Regions from separate parts of the Homo sapiens genome. Here regions 1, 3 and 4 are each linked to region 2. Evidence: read pairs that join two places in POLR2A ChIA-PET (ENCODE). Cell type or tissue: OCI-LY7. All regions are shown on one strand. Region 1 overlaps ST8SIA4 (ST8 alpha-N-acetyl-neuraminide alpha-2,8-sialyltransferase 4). Region 2 has its middle 36 kb from the start of MIR548P. Region 3 overlaps ST8SIA4 (ST8 alpha-N-acetyl-neuraminide alpha-2,8-sialyltransferase 4). Region 4 overlaps ST8SIA4 (ST8 alpha-N-acetyl-neuraminide alpha-2,8-sialyltransferase 4).

Region 1 (5,000 bases), 71 kb after region 2:
GAGGATGTTTAATTAAGGACAAGAGTTTTTTTGTGACAGTTTGAATATTCCCATGTGTAAGGACAAAGTTCAGAACCAGTGATTCTTAGAGCCCAAAGGAATCTATACGATTATATACATTGGTACGTATATTTTAATGGTTATAAATCTGACACTCAAGGATTTAAACAGTCTTGTCTAAAGTCAGAATAGGAAAGGTTTGTTTTCGTCTTCCTTGGAAATCAAATTTCTGCGTAATTCTTCAAAATTCTCTACGTCAGTGTTCTTAGTTAGAATTGTTCAAATCCTCTTTAAAATCAAGAAAATTTTCGCAGAACCTGCAAAATACATATGTGAGCTTGAATTTAAGAAACACTGCTGGCTGAGCGCGGTGGCTCACGCCTGTAATCCCCGCACTTTGGGAGGCTAAGGCGGATGGATCACCTGAGGTTGCAGTTCGAGAGCAGCCTGGCCAACATGGTGAAACCCCATCCCTTCCAAAAATAGAGAAAAAAAAAAAAATTAGCCGGGCGTGGCGCCTCATTCCTGTAGTCGCAGCTACTGGGGAGGCTGAGGCAGAAGAATCAATCGCTCGAACTCAGAAGGCGGAGGTTGCAGTGAGCCGATATTGCACCACCGCACTCCAGCCTGTGCGTCAGAGCGAGACTCTGTCTCAAAAAAGAAACCCAAAAAACAAAAATAAACAAAAAACAAACAAAAAAACACTGTTGTAGGGCATGAGATGTTTACCAAGTATTTCTAATAAAAACAAAAATTCTTAATTCCAGGCAAATCTAAGGCAGTTTATGTAGCCCATTTATCTTACACATATTCGTCCTTTGCAATCACTACAAAAGACTATATTTTTTTAAGTATACAGGTATCTTATGTATTCTCCACTGAAAGATAAATAACAAAAACAAAAACTATTAGGCTGGTGCAAAAGGAATCATAGTTTTTGCCATTACTTTCAATGGCAAAACCCACAACTACTTTTGCACCATATTACTACACATGGAATCAAAATTTTAAAAATCTATATGAAATATCTTTAAAAATTTTTTGAGAAAGATGTAAGTTTAAAAATGGTAAATAACTTTAGAATTATTTACTATGATGGTGACATCACAGAATATTATATACATTTATCAATGTCATCTGTGAGTACTCATTCCAAGTGTTTATCTTGATTAATACAAAGTAGAAGCTTATTAATTTAATGAGAGCATAACCTCCATTATATTAAAACAAATTACTACTTATAATGTAGTGACAAAATGGTACATATATATTACTTTTGTTATAGTAGAATTTAAAAAAGTAAAAATTAAAAAAAAAACTAAGGGGCCATAAAAATTTATACGATAATTGAGTTAAATATCTCATTTTGGGTTTAAATCTTTTAATAATAGTTCATAATAATTAGCAGGGGCCAAAGAATTAAAACGTAAATATTTTAACATTTTTTCCCAGACTCAAATATCAACAGATCAAAAGCTTAATGTTTAAAATTAAAATATCTGAATACAGATAATATTTTCAGAAGGGAACATATTATACAGTATTCAGTAGGTTTAAACCCATCCATACCTCTGTGTTTATTAAAATTCCCTTTTCTGTGGGAAAAAAACACATTCTAAATGAATCCATATTGTGTAGATGTGTATATATATATATATAACATGTGTGTGTATATATATGTATAAACAGACAAAAAGGATAGATGAATAAGAGTAAATATTAACTGTTGTTACTTCAGGATATTGTATTTGAAAAGGTAATATAAGACTAGTTTATATATAATTATTTGTTCAGAATTATTATTGTAACCATACTTTTTTTTTTTTTTTTTTTTTTTGAGATGGAATCTCATGCTGTTGCCCAGGGTGGAGTGCAGTGGCATGATCTCAACTCATTGCAACCTCTGCCCCCTGGGCTTAAGCGATTCTTCTGCCTCAGCTTCCCTAGTAGCTGGGATTACAGGCATGCGCCACCATGCCTGGCTAATTTTTGTATTTTTTATTAGAGACGGGGTTTCCCCATGTTGGCCAGGCTGGTCTCAAACTCCTGATCTCAAGTGATCCACCCGCCTCGGCCTCCCAAAGTGATGGGATTACAGGCATAAGCCACCATGCCCGGCCTATTGTAAGCTTTACATTAATTTTATATTTTAAAATATACTATTAGTTTATAAAATCAGCTAACCAGAATTGTATATTTACTTTCCTTTCCCTACCTCTCATTTTTCCTATAATTTAAAATATTTTTAATAACAAAATAAAATTATATACAACAAGAACAAATGAGAAGTACTACAAATGTCCATCAAACAAGATTGGTTAAATACATTATAGAAAAGTATATAATGGAATATACTTTCCTATTAAAAAAAACAAGCTGTATTTATGTGTTGTTGAGAAAATGTCATGTTAATTTAAAAAATAAAGTGCAAAAGAGTACATATGATTCGAGTTGTAGAGCTACTACAATAAAAACATATTTAGGTTTGTGCATATAAAACATAATTTTAAAATATGCTTCTCTATCTATCTGTCTATCTATAGGTTTTTTGGAAGGATTCTTAAGAAATTCTCGTCATAGTTTGATATTGAAACTGAGGATACACTTTCTGTAATGTTTGTTTTTTTCCCATATTAAAAGTAAGAAAATTAAGTATAATCATCCCACCAAAGTAAAAACAACACTTGGTTATTACTAGTCAAATTAAAGTAACTGTAAAATAAGAATTTTTACCTAACTCTAAGTATTTTATAAAAATGTATTTGAGCTATGTCTTAGATAATAATTTAAAATATTATATAAAACTGTCATTAATTTAAACAGGTTATTAAGATATTAAGTTGTATATTAATAATTTTCTTAGAACTGTATAAATAAGAAGCTTTTATTTTACATTTTGTAGCCAAATTTTTAAATGACTTTGAAGTCCCCAAATCCCCTCTTCATGCTTACTATCTTATTTGCTCCACTCTTCTTTTTTTTTTTTTTTTTTTTTTTTGAGACGGAGTATCACTGTGTCATCCAGGCTGGAGTGCAGTAGCATGAGCTCGGCTCACTGCAACCTCTCCCTCCCTGGGTTCAAGTGATTCTCCTGCCTCAGCCTGCCAAGTAGCGGGGACTACAGGTGTGTGCCACCACATCTGGCTCTTTTTCGTATTTTTAGTAGAGGCGGGGTTTCGCCATGTTGGCCAGGCTCGTCTCAAACTCCTGACCTCAGGTAATCCACGCACCTTGGCCTCCCAAAGTGTTGGGATCACAGGCATGAGCCACTGCACTGGGCCCAAAATTGCTCCATTCTTTATTAAAAAAAAAAAATACAAAATGTTAATTTGAAAAATGCAGCCCATGTGTGGGGCTTCTGAAGAAATACCAGTAAAAAAGTGGCAATCCCACACCAATTTTATGCTTTCATACATTCTCTTAAACTTGCAATTTATATATCTGATTTGTCCCCATTAGATTACTCTCTTACTATTTTTCAAGATTCTTTTTAAATTATGAATCTACCTATATATCTTTTCCTTCTGTTTTACTGAATATGGTTTCAAAAGAATGACAATATATTACAACAATACCTAAGAGTATCTGAATTTTGTGACTGATGGTTTCATCTTTAGAGCTTTTAGAAAAATCTAAAATTAAATAGGTTTTTAAAGTTAGTAAGGAATCACAGTTTTTGGAGGGCAAAATGTTTAAGTAATGATGTCTGACCATATGAAAACTATCTAAATGATCCTCACTGTGTTCAGGAATCTTGTTTTACAAATCACTGAAACTTTTTATTTTAATTGCAGTACTTGGAAGAGCCTTCACATTTTAACATTATGATTATACACACCCTAAATTCTGTGTCTTGGGTGCTTTAATTGCTCATGAGAGGCAACCAACTCCAGTAATCAACAGAGGATATGAAACTTCTTATTTTGCTGAACTGTATTAACCACAGGGTTTCAGAGAGGTAAGTCAAAGGAGATGTAAAACAGTTACTTAAAGAATAGTTCTTTGGGGAGTTTGCCTTTGCTTTCATATCACAAAAATCATTTTTGTTTCATCAGCGCTCACACTTCCTTATTTTCATTTACAGTTCCAGCAGCAAGTACACACATTAGGTCAAAACGCTATCTTACATACATCAATGTATTAGTTTCAATAAAATCCATAAATGAAGTTGCCTTTCACACGTACACCATGTGTACAAATTTCCATTCTATTTGAAAAGTCACAAGCCTCTCTAGAGCTACTTTCATTATTCTTGGCCACAGTTTAGAACTCAATACCTTGACACTTTAAGAGGGTATATGTAGATTTGTGAACAGGAAGGTGGAGAGAGAAGTTATTTCTACAGAATTCAAAATCAGTTTAGAAAATATGCCTAATTCATAGTAACCAAAAAAAGCATACCATTCCTTTCACCAGTGGTCAGAAGTTTGGCCTTGTTGCTCTTTGGAATAAAATGGTTAGGAATTAGTGAAGTAGTTTATATTTATAATGGTTATAAAAGTGAATAGGACAAAAGATAGGAGTCTTGTTAAATTACTAAAAGAATCTGCAAAGTTTATGTTTAAAATATCTGTAAAAACCCATGTGTATTCACTGTTAATCATATATAACACTATCTGGATTCTAACTTACTGAAAATGCACTACTGCAGTCACTCCTCTTATTTCATGCTTTGGTTTTGGTATTGGATTGAGAAATATAAACCAAAATCTAGGAAACAAAGGTACTAATTCAGAGTAATCTTAAGTTTTCTCATTAGTTTTCCATAGTCAGGGAGGACTTACTTCAGATTATTTCTTTCTAAAACTTAATCTGCTATCACTGGAATGTGTTTGTGTGTGTGTATGTGTGTGTGTGTGTGTGTGTGTGTATGTTTAAGATGGAAACATTATCTTTTTAAGGTGTTTTTCAGAGTAACATGATACCCAAACAAAAACAGACATGTTCTTAACACAATGCACTGTAATGTTACAGTTTCTTAAGATGCACATTTTTTTAAG
Region 2 (5,000 bases):
CACATCTCTAATTCAAACCTCTCGGCTCCAGATCAGTACATTCAATATTCAACTGGTTCTTTAATAATTACACATTAACACAAAAAAGTTACAGCAGTTCAACTTACCATACACAGGGTTCTTGATTTACCACTCTTCAATCTGATTCTTTTCTGGTGTCCTTTGCCTCAGTGAATTATATCACTCTCTATATTGTTTCACAAATTAGAAACATGGGCGTTATCTTTGACTTATCCACATGTGCAATACAATACAACCATCACCACTGATTTAATCAAAGCTACCTTAATGTTTCCCCCATATTATCAGAAAGCTTAACAATTCTCTTCATATAAGCACTTATTTTCTTCTCTCCTCTGCTTTCTTTACTGCAACTACACTCAGTTTCCATTTCCTTTCTCTTCATTTATCTGAAATTCTACTCATTCTTAAAATCTCAGTTTATGGTCCAATTCTTCAAAAGTTTCCATGATTTCTACTGGCCGTCAAATTTTATTTTAATTTATAAAGTAGCAATATCTTGGAAAGCTAATGTGCTTTCATTTAGACCCATTTCACAGATGAGAAATTTAAGGCTCAAAAGGAGATGTCATATGCCTGAAGTCCCCTAGCTACTCAGTAACAGAGCAGGGGTTTGAAAACAAGTTTATGTCACTTAAAATTCAGCCTGGTCTGCAATATTACCTCCCACAATGTTCAATCTTGTCTCTAATGTTTTAGTGTTATTACTATGGTACTGTTTTTGTGTTTCCATTGTTTCATATTCTCATCCGGAGTAGAAACTCCCAGAGAGAGGAACCATTGCTTCATTTGATCATTTAACAAATGCTTTTGTCTATTATATACCTGACATTACACTAGGACCTAGGAATACAGAGCTAACATGTCAAATTTAACAATAACTAATTGTCTCCATGATAAAAGATACTGTTTGGCAGGTCTAAATAATTACTAATAAACCCCTAATATTCTCTATTTTAATGTTGACTATTAAAAATCTGCATCAGATATAGCTTTTTATAAAGCCAGTTATAGAAATCTTGAAAAAGTGTTTTGGGATATAATTCTGATTTGGAAGATATAAATAAATTCTTTTTAAAAATATCCTGATGAAATACTCAGAGGTACAGTCAATTTTTATATACCATTTAAGGTATTATGTAAGGTTCAACATAGATGACATGTTTAACAGTACATATTATAGAAATTCACAGACTGAGTTCAGAAGTGATTAAATAGATATCAATATTTGTGACATAGGCATAGCTTTCTTGTGATTAATAGGTGGGTAGTGGGTTCAATGACTGAAATGTTCAATAAAAACCACTACTGTTAAATCTAGTAAAACCATGAAGGTGTAATATGGCCTGCTGGGAATTCTGAATGACCTAAGCGCCTCCTCCTTAACTCATTGCCCACAGGATACTGGGACAGAACAGATGGAGTCGATCTAAGTATTAGGATGCAGTAAGGGCTGTAAATGAGTCCAGACTAGTTGATATTTCTGGGACTGTGAATATGCCTGGGAATTTCAGTGTATTCTCAATGGCCAAATCATCCATATTTCGTGAATTTTCATTATGTTAAAAAAGTAGTCAGTACATTCAGAGGCGTTAGCGTTTCTATGCTGTTGCTCTGTCATTAGTGGGCAGCCTATCTAGGGGCGATCTGCCTGTCTAGGACACAACTGTTAATTGATTGTGCCATATGTGTTAGACCATAATGTATATATACCTAAATTAGTCAGGGTGTTTGGGAGATGTTTTGCCTGGAGTTATCAGTAAGTACTGGCTTGGCCTGGTGTTGTTTATGCCTTTGTATTTTGTTGTTGTTGGGAGAGGTAGCTCAAGAGAGGCCATTTCCTTATTGAAAGTGCATGTCAGGATGGAGGTGAGGGTGAGTGCACTTGCTGGTGTCTACTAGGGATCCACTTTTGCCACATAAGCAATGTCCCTTACATTGCGCCACTCTGGTCATGTTGAGAAATTGCTCAATTTCTGTGACGAAAAAGGGATCTGCACGCTTACAGCCAGTCTCTATCCCAGAATATCTGAAGGTAAAAATGAGAGGTGAGGGCCACCTCAGGGATTAGCTACCATGGAAGTTCTCTCAGGCTGAATTCACTCTGAGCTGTTGGTGATCTACTGAGTGGGGGGTTCATCTTCACTGTCTTCTTTGTTATTTTCACAGACTCCCAACTTCCTACAACTCCTCCTTTTTCTGAGTGACTCCTGACTTTTGCGATCACAACTATTCTCTCCTATCTTTGTGCTATTTTGTAGACAGACTGTGAGTGAGCACAGCTAACTTGTGAGCCTAGTGTAACCTTAGGAATCAAACTTCCTGCCTTTAAGTTCCTGTTTCACTTTTCACTAATGTAGCTTCAGATCTTTCAGAAGTAAAATGAGATGATACGTGCTGTAAGGACTAATTAAAGTGCATGCAAAGCACTTAGCATTACACATAGAAGAAAGTTAGCTTCCAGTCATTGAAAGAAATTATGGTTTCTTTTTTGTTATTTAGAAGAAATCTTTAAGGTGATTTGAAAGTATGATTTGGGTACGATTTTCACACAAAAAGGGGAATTCGTGATCATTTCCTGTCCATCATCTAGGTAAAAAACACCCTAGAGGTTTACAAAGTACTCTAGGAGGGAATGGAATGTATCACAATGAGAGTGATATTTAGACTGAGTCTTGGGTGATGAACAAGTGTATGTCAAATTAAAGAGATAGGGCAGGAACATAGAAAAATAATAAATAGTATTAAGAGATAAGGCAGAAACAAAGAAAAATAATAATTAGTATGTGGAGGTAAGAGTGAATTTTGTTCTGTCTAGGAACTAAATCTTAGAAATGTAGAAATAGATTTATGAATGAAAAAACAAACAGATAGGAAAGATATTGCCCCATCTCAGTTGGGAGTCAGATAATGGAGGATTTGTCAAGGCAAATCAAGTAGGGCTGAATTTTTCAGAAGGTTGATGGTTGTTAAAAGCAAAGCATAGGTATAATCAGCTTTGTCTTTGTATCTGCCTTTATGCGAGAATAGATTGTGGGGTCAGGAAGACCATCATAAAAAATCTTGTCATTATTCAGGTGAAAAATTATAGCATCATGAACTATAACAGTGGCAAAGTGACTAGAGAAAAATCTATATGTTTAGGAGGTATTAAAAGTTTTAGTGAATGGTATTTCATTATTTGTAAAGATTGAAGAAAATAGATGGCTCTCAATTTTGGATGGGTGGATGAGTATGCCATTTAAGATAGAAACATTAAAAGAAGGAAAGGGATAGAAATGGGGTAAAATATTTAGCTTTGAATATGTTGCATTTGCCAATAGGCAGTCATTTCTATGTGTCTTGAAGTGAGGAGACTGGTCTGCACTGAACGATCAGATTATAAAGATATAGGTATAAAGAGGCCACCACTAAAACCATACAAATGGAAGAGATTGCCCATAGAGAATATATAGCATGAGAAGAGGTGAAAGAGAGTAGCTTACCTGGATTTAGTGCCCAGCAGTGAACCCTGTATGTGGTTGATATTCATCAAGTCCAAAAATAAACTTTGATAAAAAATGAATAAATCTGTTCGATTTTAGGGGTCTTCTCAGAGCAAGATGGAGTTTTGTATATTAAAATGTTTAGTTTGGTGTCAGCGTCTGATCTGATTTGGTCTATCTCTGCAATGTAGAAATTGGCTCATGATGGCCTGTCTCCTTGCGATGGCTTTAAGGGAAGGGCACTGTGACACTTTCCTTGTAAATTGGGCCACAAGATTCCAACAACAGATACCACTAGAAGTTGTCATTCAGAGAAAAAAATGACCTGTTAAAAATATAGATTTACCTTGGAGATGTTGCAGGTTTGACTTCAAATCACCACAATAAAGTGAGTCACACAAATTTTCTGGTTTTCTAGTGCATATAAAAGTTATGTGTACACTACTTTTACTTAATAGACTATCCTGTGGTCTGGGGGTCCCCAACCCCTAGGCCTCGGACTGGTACCAGTCAGTGGCCTGTTAGGAACTGGGCTGCACATCAGGAGGTGAGCAGCAGACAAGCAAGCATTACCATCTGGGCTCTGCCTCCTGTCAGATCAGTAATGGCATTGGATTCTCATAGGAGCATAAACCTATTGTGAACTGTGCATTCGAGGGATCTAGGTTGTGCACTCCTTATGATAATCTAATGCCTCATATTCTGAGGTGAAACAGTTTCATCACCACCCTACCATCCACCACTCCCCACCCCTGTCCATGAAAAAAACTGTCTTCCCTGAAACTAGTCCCTGATGCCAAAAAGGTTAGAGACCACTGCTGTAGTCTATTACGTGTGAAATAGCATTATGTCTTTAAAAATGTGTATACCTTAATTTAAAAATACTGTGCTGAAAATGCTAATGATTATCTGAGCCTTCTGTGAGTCCTAATTTTTTACTTGGTGTGGGGGCCAGGGGAGGTCTTTACTCTGTGTTAATGACTTCTGATTCATCAGGGTGGTGGGTCCTGAAGGTTGGTTGTGGCTGTGGCAATTTCTTAAAATAAGGTAACAATAAATTTTGCCACATTTGACTCTTCCTTTCATGAACTATTTCTCATTAGCATGTGATGTAGCTTGGTAGCATTTTACCCAACAGTAGAACTTCTAAATTTAAAATTCAGAGTCAATCCTCTCTAAACCTGCCACTGCTTTATTGGCTAAATTTAAATAATAATCCAAATCCTTTGTTGTCATTTCAACAATGTTCCCAGTATCTTCACCGGGAGTAGACTGCATATTTGCTTTCTTTGCTCATCCATAAGAAGCAACTTCTCTTCTGTTAAAATATTATCAGGAGATTGTAGCAATTCAGTCACATCTTCAGGCCCCACTTTTAATTCTATTTCTTTTGCTATTTTCACCACATTTGCACTTACTTCCTCCATTCAAGTCTTGAACCCCTCAAAATCATTCATGAAAGTTTAAATCAACTTCTTTCAAACCCCTGTTAAT
Region 3 (5,000 bases), 110 kb after region 2:
GTGTGGCAGAGGTAGCTAATTGTTCCTTAGTTTCCTTTTTTCTCTTCTTCCTTCTAATATTTGAACCTTCTAAGTTTTACTTGGGCACATGGATGCTCAGCTAGAATATTTGCAAGTCTCAAAACCCAAGTAGAGCTCAGTTGGGTCATGCAAGTTAGTTTTCTTAATTAAATAGTATATGAGTGGATCATGTGAGTTTAAGTGAGAAATAAAGAAATTTCCTACTTGTTTGGCCACTAAATTTTAAGGTTACTTTTTTGGTCAATACTTAGCCTAGCCCATACCTAATATATAAATTGATAACAGATTGAGAGGCTACATGAACGTAAATATATGCATATGCTAAGTAGGTAGATGATGGAAAATGATTATAATATATATATATAGCTGGCTGGAAAACTGATGATCCTTGGCATGATATAGAGAAGCACCTGATACAGTTGCTGTCTTCAATAATTTGGAAGTTGTGCCATGCATCTAATAAATATGTTGTTCTTGAATAATTGTTTAAAATGTGTCTGTATGTTCGTTTATGTTAGTTTCTCCTTTTAGTAAGGCACTAGAAGAGGTGAAGTCAGGCATAAAATAGCCAACTAACTTGCATGCTGAGATGAAAGGGAATACATATCTGGCAGTGCCTGTAATCTAAACTGTGTGAGAGTCTATTGATTGGGACCTTTTAAATGTTCCTGTAACCCCAATCAGCAAGAGATACCACTATAAATTGGAGCCATCCAGGCAGCAAAAGGGATATTGCCTTCCCATATAAGTCCATAGATTAAAATGACTTAAGGGTAGCTGCCATTAAATTGAGAGGAGGAAAGGATAGGTCAGAGTAATTAGAGGAGAGTTCCAAGGGTTAAGAACAGTGAGCAGAAGAAATCACTGGATGAGGTTATTTACACCTGGAACTAACAAGAAGGGAAGAGTCCGGGACCCTAGTAGATTTTAAGGAAAAAAAAAAAAACATATATATATATGGCTTTAATATCTGAGCTCTGGAGAAACACGAATCAACAAAATCTAATGCTTAATATGCATGCTTTACCAGTACAAGTTTTCCTAGTATGTGGTCAAGTTATTACCTGATATTCAAAGCAGGGGGTTGTGTTTGACTCAAACTATGAACCTGGCCTACAAAAGTCTGGAATTGTTTGATTCTAGGGGTATCCAACATAATAGGGGATATACAACATAATACCAGCAAAAAGCAATTTGAGAAAACGCTACACCTAGTTTGGAAATTGGATATTATTTACTAAAGTGCTCTTAGTGCAAGCTTGTATTTTCAAAGTAATAAAAACAATGTCATTATTATAACATTTAAGATATGATGGAAACATTTTTCCTCTAGTGCTCTTATTTTTTAAGCTCATCACAATTGGTAAATTTTATTAGTGAGAGCAGAATATAACCTCATCCCTTGACTCCATCAAAAGAGTAATTCTCTAACTCAGAAGGCATAAGCATGATTAGCAAAGAAGGGAGGAAAGTAACTCATATCTTTTCTTTTGTTGTCTTTATTTTGATTTGCTCTAAATATTTTCCAGTTTAATATTTGTTCTAATTAGAAAACCAAGTGATTGAAAAACTCTGCTCTAATTTTATAAACAAGAAATATGTCCACCAGCTAGTTGAAAAAATAATGTTATGATCTTTTTCCCCAAATATTCTGAATATCAGGTTCAAAACCAGTAGAATTTGTACAGAAAATCCTATACAAATGCTCTACAAATGAAATCACAAAAATTGATAGAAATACCACTGACACACCATAACAGTTTATCTTAACAAAGTCCAGGTTATATAAGAAGATAATTATATTTTAAATAAGCAACCCTAGGGCTTATGCATTATAGAAACTGGAAAAGTGTTTATGTCAAGCACTTAATGATTTTTCACAAAAGTTAACAACTAGCATCAAAAGTGGCAATATACAGAATTTTTTGTATATATTTATTGAGTACCACTTATTTGTCTGGTGAATAATTAATATCTGACACCTGTACTTCAACAGAAATTTCTCATTTCCTGTGAAAACGACAAGGCTGGCTCTAAAATAGAGACTACACGGATGTGGTTAAATCATCAGGCTAGATGGTGTTATCGTTTTTCTTTGAATATAATTTAAATGGGTTGCTGTAGATCTATTTGAAGATGTACACTCCCAAGAAGTGGCATGTTTGCAAGCTGCAGTGAGTAAACTAGTGGTCCTGATTTGAAAAAAGACTCTGTAGCTTGGAAATCCAAAAGGGAAAATCTATTTTATTTGGTCAAAAAAGTTAACACATGCTAGTCAACTAACGTCAAAATGGACTTTCCAATAACAGCACCTTTGCTGTGTTATAGACAGTTAGTTGCAAAAATAATGTAAAACATGTCTTTTAAGTTCCTGATTATAAGTAAACCTCTTTATTTTATTTACTCTTAGGGAAAAATGATTTAAAAAGGGAACTATAAGAGTTAAGCACAGTTTTAAAAGACATCATATTGTCTAACTCTTAGGAGAAACTAATGCTTAATAAGATAAATAATTACTAAATGCAGATTGTAATTATGTGTTTTTCCAATGTTGTTATAGGCTCAGCAGTATTTTTTCAACTGAAGCAGTGAAAATAGTAAAAGTGATTTCAAAACAGAAAAGACTACCAACTCACATAGACTAATCAAAATATAAAAACACAAAAAACTTAGGCAAAACTTGGAATTCGATATTTTACAAAGTAAAAAGAAAAAGAGGTAAACTTGAGTGACTCTGGGTTTGTTTGTTTGTTTGTTTTTTCTTATTCCTGAACCAAACTTTCAGTTTCTGTTTTAGGTCTTCTACGTATGGAAAATTATCTGAGTTAAGATTCCATTTATAGGATCCAAGAAAGACTGAAAGTAATTACTATGAGTGAATAATATTATGACTTAAGTGCTTCATAATTTTTGGAAACAGTAAGAAAAGGTTAGTTTTTTATCTCCTAGTGCAAACAGTTTTTAGATTGTAGATGTAATGGCGAATTAAAAGCTTTGTGAATTTGCTAAGTCTAGTTGTTGTTCAGACTATAAATATGAAAAAAAATTCAAGTATAATTAGCTAAATGTCATTGGAAGCATAGAAAACTCCTGTACTTAAACTGAACTGAAACAACAACATGTCACCAAGGAGAACATATATGCTTTTGCTAAGAAGACAATTGATAGAAATTTTTGTTTAACAGCAGGTCAAACAAAATTATTTCAGAAATGAGAGAGGTAGAAAGAAAACTGGCTTTAATATCTGCGCTCTATCTAGAGACACATGAATCAACAAAAGCTAATGCTTAATATGCATGCTTTACCAGTACAAGTTTTCCTAGTACGTGGTCAAGTTATTACCCAATATTCAAAGCAAGGGGTTGTGTTTTCTGTGCATGACTCAAAAGAACAAACAAAAAAAGACCCTTCACAGGTCTTTAACTGTCATTTTGTGATCCTAATTCAACTTTTGAATCCTCATTAGATAAGCAAACACCTAAATTGAGCAACTATTTTAACATTAAAGATAACTGAAGGAATCTGAAAATCTGTTTCATTTTCAGTGAAACTAAATATCTTAGTCATAAAAACTATTTTTTTTGTTAGGCAATATCAGCCTTAAACTGAAAGGTTGGTTTGGACTGTTGAACTGACAACAAGTAGAGTTCTACCCAGAAACTTTTAACTGAATTTTCAACTAGAACTTCCCTTTCAACGTCACCTATCACTTGAAATAGCAACTGCAGAATCCCAGAAAATTAATTTACTAAACATTGTTTAGTAACAAGTTTTCACTCGTGAAATGTTAAATATAACTAAGTTATCACCAAGTGCCACTCTTCTCTGTGGGTTTCTTGGCAATAATAAGCACACAGTTGCAACTAAAATTTAATCTAAATGACATTGTTAACTCCATCAGAAAATACTGTGTGACGAATCTTATAGGTGGAATGTATCACAAGTTGAGAAGCAAATTAGGCTATGATACATATGTTAGGAATCAGTTTTTGCAAACTTTAGACACTGACTACAAAAAAAAATCACTGTAAATTAAGTTAGTACTGACCCAGTTCACTAAAAGAAAATAAAAAGTAAAACTAAAAAATGCCCAGTGTTTCATTATGCCTACAAAAAAACAGAGAGAACACACATTTTTTATTTGTTTGTTTTGAAAGATTATTTTTGCAAGGCAACTTGTCTTAAAGCTCTGGAAGAATAAAACGTTTAACTGTACCTTATTTAGGATTTCTAAGTCCTAGCAGTTATGGGAAAGACATCTTAGTGTCAAAAAAAATCTTAAACACAACAAATGAAAAGGCAAAATTGTCCCACAATATTTGATGAAGAGCATTTTTAGTTTAATTTACACCCTAGAGTGCCATTTGATATTTGGTCCAGAATTTGGTAATGTTGAATGAAAAATGACTTTTGTTATTTTAGAGCAAAGAGAATCATTTATTCCATAATGATAAATTTTAATAATATACATTTGGGTACTAAAATATATTCTTAACAAAATTATTTTATAAGGTCCTGGTTCCTCAGTCAGGAGGTCTGGGTTTGAATCTTGACACTGCCACTAATAAGCTTTGTGACCCAAGATTAGCTCTATCGGTAACTTATTGATCAAAGCAAGTAGAAGATAGTATAAACATTGTATGTAGAAGTTTTTGTAAAGTAAATCTATGTATGCAATAGGAAATTTTTCTTGTCAGTTAAGCATATATAAATTTGCAATTATGTTTAGTTAACCTGCAGGTTTTATGTATTTCAGATTATTGATATATCATGACACTAAGAGCTGAAATATTTTTTCTAATTATGATGTGATAAAGCTATCCTGATGTGTACATTTGTACATTTCTATACATCTATAATTGATGTTTGCACTTTTCGGGGTTTCTAGTCAACATGTAAAAAACAATAACAAAAAAAGAAAATAAATAATCCAAATATGGAAAAAAAGTCAAGTTGCAAGTATTGGACATAACTACATA
Region 4 (5,000 bases), 63 kb after region 2:
GGGTCTCTTTTCCAGTCAGCCTACATTCTTTCTTATAACATTCTTGTCTCTAGGTTACTTAAGAATATAAGAAAAAAAAAAAGTCCCCAAAGTTTTCTTATTACATATATTCCAAACAATAAAAACAAATGAAGATAGTTTGTTTTTTCAAAAAAGATTGTTTCTGTGTGTTTTATTCTCTAGTAAGTACCCCTTTCCCTGGCCCCCACCTAATCCATTTGCAATCACAGTATGCCTCCTCATTATCACACTCAGTGTCACAGTAAGACATTCAAAAACTTATTTCCTGTGCACACCAAGTTAAATGAGAAAGCCAAAATAAGGGAAATGCAAAACCTACTGTACATCATGATAAAGAAAGAAGAGAGGTTCATAAATCTATTTGGAACGTATTTTTGTTGTCATGTTGGTAATTTCTACACAGGTTACTGATTTCCATAGTTGCATAGCTGTTTACTCTTATTGCCTTCCATGCCCTTCTAGAATAAAGTTGAGTATGTAAAATTATGGTTGGGAACCTGATGCTTTTTGTAAACTGGGACTTTTGTAAATTGGGATCAACACAAATTTTTATTCAAGCCATAGGTATTGGAGTCATTATGCTTATTTCTTTAAAAAGAGGTCAATTATGCAGTATATTGCTGAGGCAGGAGGATAGGGTCTGGAGGCAGGGAACATAAGGCCAATTCACGCTGACTTCTTAGAACTAAATCAAATGGAAACACTTCAGCTATGACAAGAAATATCCTCTCCATTTACATAGGGCATACACCAAGTAACCAATGGAAACCTCTAGAGGGTATTTAAACACTAGAAAATTCTGTAGCGCAGTTATTGAGCTCCTATGCTTGGGCCCCCTCCCATCCTGTGGAGTGCACTTTCATTTTCAATAATTCACTGCTTTTGTTGCTTCATTCCTTCCTTGCTTTGTTTGTGTGTTTTGTCCAATTATTTGTTCAAGACACCAAAAACCTAGACACCCTCCACTGGTAACATAGTTCTGACACAATTTGTGGATAGGCATTACTGTAAATTCTTAGCCTATACTTTTAGCTGATCTTTAATACTGTTTGGAATCTCTTCTGTGAATCTCTAATCAGTGACAAATTACATGTCCCATCCACCAGAGGTATTACATGCATTTGCCAAATCCCTTGATCTAGCATTCCAAAACTACCTTGTCACTTCCCTATGTAATCTTGTTGGCTACCAAGCTGGTTTTGTTGCTTGAGGAAGCCCCTGCTTTGTTTTCTTCTTTGGAGCTTCAGACCTAGCGCAGTATAGCAATCTATACATGTTTATAGAAGGAATGAACGTGATACAGCAGGAACACTTCTATTCATATTTCAAAATGTGGAATTATGTGATTTCAAATATTTTACTACTTCAATAGAATTTTTTAATGAAAAATATCTGTATTTCACTTTTATTCAGTCTGATAGGAATTTGCAATTTGTACATTACTAAAATATTTGTATTTATATATTCTGTGTTATTTCTCATAAAATAATTAGCTTATTAATTTTGAAACTGACAGCAATTCTGGTGTATGCATCTGTTCCAGAGAAAACAGAAAGAGGAAATAATTGTGAGCTGAGCAAAGAACAAAATTTTAGCAACATTGATTCTTCCTGGTAGCGACGTTTATTAATGGAGACTTGCTGATGGATTATTTGATTATAGCACAGATGGATTCCACAAAGTATCAAGTTCCTTTTTTTAAAACAAAAACAAAAACAAAAGTTGACTATTAAGAAGCAAAAACAAAGCTGAAAATTTTGATAAACTGCCCACATCCCACCTCAACACTATCCCCAGTTTTTATTATTCTCAGATAGGGGCTATTAACATTTATAATGACTGTACAATTCTTTCAAGCAGTATTGAGAAACATATATTTTGGTATAAGGTTAGCTTGCCATATTGTAGATTTTATATGTGCCTATAAAATGGTTTTTGCAAAAAGCTCACTGAATTCTGTTGAGAGGAATATGATCATAATTTGAATAAAATGCAGAATCAGAACTTTAGCTGCAAGTAATGATTTTACTTTAATTAAGATTCACCAGTGAAAAGAAAAAAAAGTTAGTTTCTATTAGATCAAATTATCAAATATATTAATAGTGTAAAGTAGAATCTGTGCCATGCTAGATTATGTTATGATACATTCAGTCACATGATTCTTTTAGCTATTTAATTTCATCCAAGTTTGTAACTGATGCAAATATTGTTGAGTATCCAAAACAAGGAAGCTTTAAAGTTGAACTCAGTTGCTTGATGCTATAGCTTAATGAACACTGGTAAAGTTTGCTGAAATTTGTATAAAGGCCAAGGAAGCTCCTATTATAAAGGCCAATAATTTATTAAGGGAAATCCATATAAGCTATTTACCTAAGAATTCCTAATTACTTTATTATATCATCACTTTATCATTTTGTTTATTTTTTAAAGAAAGACAGTTTTCCACTGATTTTACTATCTCTAGAGTGACATCAAAAGGCAATATTTTCTTTAGGAGTGTACTTTAAATGACTAATTAGAGAATGGGAAAAGCAATATAGACCATACTTTCATTATGAAAACAATTTGATGTTGACAATAAAAGTTTATATTGTCTGAAACAAAATCAGTTTATTCTTAGTTAGAAATAAGGTAGCAACTGCCAGCACAATCTCCCTCTGCAACATATTCCATTCAGCTATCAACATGGTCACTGGAAGATGGTTTGGAGGATAAAAGTGGAAGCAGGTAAGAACTGAGTGTTTGTAACTGAGTTCTTAAGATGCTAGCATTCGACTTGTATTCTCACCAGGAAAACTTAACCAGAGGATATAGCTAAACAATATCATTGCTGAAGAAATGAAGTCTGGTGTTGAAAACTCATGTAAAAATAAAAAAAGCAGCAGGCATTTACACAATACAGAGCAATGATTTGTCACTTACAATTTTTTGTTACTGAGCTTAACTATGATGCCTAACCATGATCCATCTGAATGAAGATGCAATGTATGCGTTATCATGAGGAATGGAAGTCAGCCATACTGTTGCTCCAACATATTTTCCACTTCTTGCTCTGCAAATTCCCAAAACATGTTCATAGGGCCCTTATAAATCCCTTCTTTTAATCTCAACAACTTATTTGCCCCTAAGAATGAATTAGCTATCAGTTATTTACACCTTACTTGGTATTTACGCATTTTATTATCTCTCTCCAATATTTGAAGTTTAGGTGGTGCTCATTGAGACGTAAAGCCTTTCCAGTTATATTGAAGCAAGGTCTTAAGAGGGACAGAAATTCTTCACGGAATGTACAAAAATGGTACCATCTGGATGGCTCCCTAATTTGCCAACAAATAGGCACAATGTTATACTAGAGGGCCAGAGTTCCTAAGATATGATGGCAAGTATCCTTCCTTAAGAACTGAGCAAATACTTTATAATTTTGCTTTCACTTATGCTCCACAGGTGACAGCCCCAGCATAAGATCATCTGGATGAAACAGTTGTGTAAGAATTTGCATCGTATATAATGTGATTTGATTGATCTCAAAAGAAACTATTGAACAATATTTCCCACATATATCAACCACCATGTATTATGTTTAAATATGATCTTCAGAAAACCATACTCAATCATAAATGTACTATCTTGAAGGGAGAGTACAAGCACCTACTAACACATAAACAAGAAATCTCATCCAGCAGAATAGTGGGGAACATAGAATAACCCTGGCTATTTGGGACACACATTGATGAGGGGAGGCTGCCAGAGGTATCAGAATCAGGGCACTGCATTTTGATTTTACTTCCTGCACTGGATACTGGTCTTCACCAGGGCTCTATTTTGTGATTCTTCTCTTGTAGGTCTGAATATTCTTTTTGATTTATTTTATCCATGGAATGTGAAAAAGTAAATGGCTTATTTCTAAGAAGTCAGTCATAGGTGTTAGGCTCAAACTGGAAACTGTAAGAAACAAAACTTCCAGCTTGCCTCTGGTGAATGTGGCTCCAATACTTGCCTTTATGTAATCAAATAACTGAAAAAGATTGTTAAAGCCACTTTAAAAATAAGTTTATAGCTAAAGGCTTTAAACTTATTCTGCTACAATGTATTTACTCATCCAGGTTTTTAAATGATTTGGGGGGTAAGGTTTTAGAGCAAAGAGAAAAAGAAACAGAAATGACTCTTTCTTTGATCTCTTACCAATAGGAATCTGATATGGCACACTAGTCTCTGAAAAAGTTGGCAGAATGTATCAGTATCTTGTTTCCTACATGGCAATTCTAGTGGTCAAGCCCCAAGTCTTTTGCCTTATTCTCTAACTTACTTCTTGTATGTTGAGCTGGCTTGACAAATGGCGATAGCCATAATTTGGAAGTTGTGGCCTGAGGCTGTGATTATATGATCAACCACATGAGACACTAGAGTTAGTTAACTGACCATGATCAATCACATAGAAACAAAAGACCTAATCTAAACTATTACACTCAAGCTAAAGTACACTTGTATCATTTGAAGAAGATAAGGACCTGTAATGTTTTCAAAGATTTATGGGAATATTGATTAAATAACTTTTCTCCACAAACTCAGGAAGTAGCTAGTCATGTTCACTGTCTAAAAATTTATATTTGCATTTAACTTTAAACTCCCAACTATTTAATATTTAATAATTAGTTAAAATATATTAATTATTTTACTATATATAAGAAATCTCTGAATGCGTAATCGACCAGTCATCTTGACTTAAATTAGAATAACTTAATGCAAATTAACTCAGTATATATTTTGCATATTGATCAATGTTCTTTTCTCCTGAAAAGTCAAATAAACAAGGGAATTTCCGAGGTTACCTGTGCACCTTCTATCACTCATTAAAAGATTGAGCCTTGAAAGTAAAAGGTAATAGAACAAATTATTGAGCTTTCCCTGTAGTTCGTTAATATAGCAGTATAGCGCTTTGTTCTGATTATGAAATTTTAGTCTTAGAATTTATAAAATAA

The links. Peaks named below come from ENCODE experiments on the same cell type or tissue, not always from the same donor. Only the 100,000 strongest peaks of a DNase experiment are listed, where the experiment ranks them.
Region 1: POLR2A ChIA-PET joins it to region 2 with 34 read pairs; 3 of 35 experiments call an interaction of 5 or more read pairs at or near these places.
Region 3: POLR2A ChIA-PET joins it to region 2 with 12 read pairs; 4 of 35 experiments call an interaction of 5 or more read pairs at or near these places.
Region 4: POLR2A ChIA-PET joins it to region 2 with 13 read pairs; 3 of 35 experiments call an interaction of 5 or more read pairs at or near these places.

The regions. Positions count from the first base shown.
Region 1 is chr5:100,849,141-100,854,140 of GRCh38, forward strand. All of the region lies in intron 4 of ST8SIA4 (ST8 alpha-N-acetyl-neuraminide alpha-2,8-sialyltransferase 4), which reads right to left. Among named protein-coding and RNA genes, the nearest start is that of MIR548P, 35 kb to the left of the region's middle. RefSeq lists an enhancer at 4,206-4,325. In OCI-LY7, no CTCF peak of the experiment used is centred here; DNase peaks (open chromatin) are centred at 3,101 and 3,981; H3K4me3 peaks cover 2,329 bases; H3K27ac peaks cover 3,096 bases.
Region 2 is chr5:100,778,163-100,783,162 of GRCh38, forward strand. No RefSeq gene overlaps it. Among named protein-coding and RNA genes, the nearest start is that of MIR548P, 36 kb to the right of the region's middle. In OCI-LY7, a CTCF peak has its summit at 1,922; DNase peaks (open chromatin) are centred at 1,969 and 2,369; H3K4me3 peaks cover 1,687 bases; H3K27ac peaks cover 1,318 bases.
Region 3 is chr5:100,887,247-100,892,246 of GRCh38, forward strand. All of the region lies in intron 2 of ST8SIA4 (ST8 alpha-N-acetyl-neuraminide alpha-2,8-sialyltransferase 4), which reads right to left. Among named protein-coding and RNA genes, the nearest start is that of ST8SIA4, 14 kb to the right of the region's middle. In OCI-LY7, no CTCF peak of the experiment used is centred here; DNase peaks (open chromatin) are centred at 2,075 and 3,355; H3K4me3 peaks cover 3,821 bases; H3K27ac peaks cover 4,882 bases.
Region 4 is chr5:100,840,717-100,845,716 of GRCh38, forward strand. All of the region lies in intron 4 of ST8SIA4 (ST8 alpha-N-acetyl-neuraminide alpha-2,8-sialyltransferase 4), which reads right to left. Among named protein-coding and RNA genes, the nearest start is that of MIR548P, 27 kb to the left of the region's middle. RefSeq lists an enhancer at 865-1,084. In OCI-LY7, a CTCF peak has its summit at 4,451; no DNase peak of the experiment used is centred here; H3K4me3 peaks cover 1,266 bases; H3K27ac peaks cover 1,298 bases.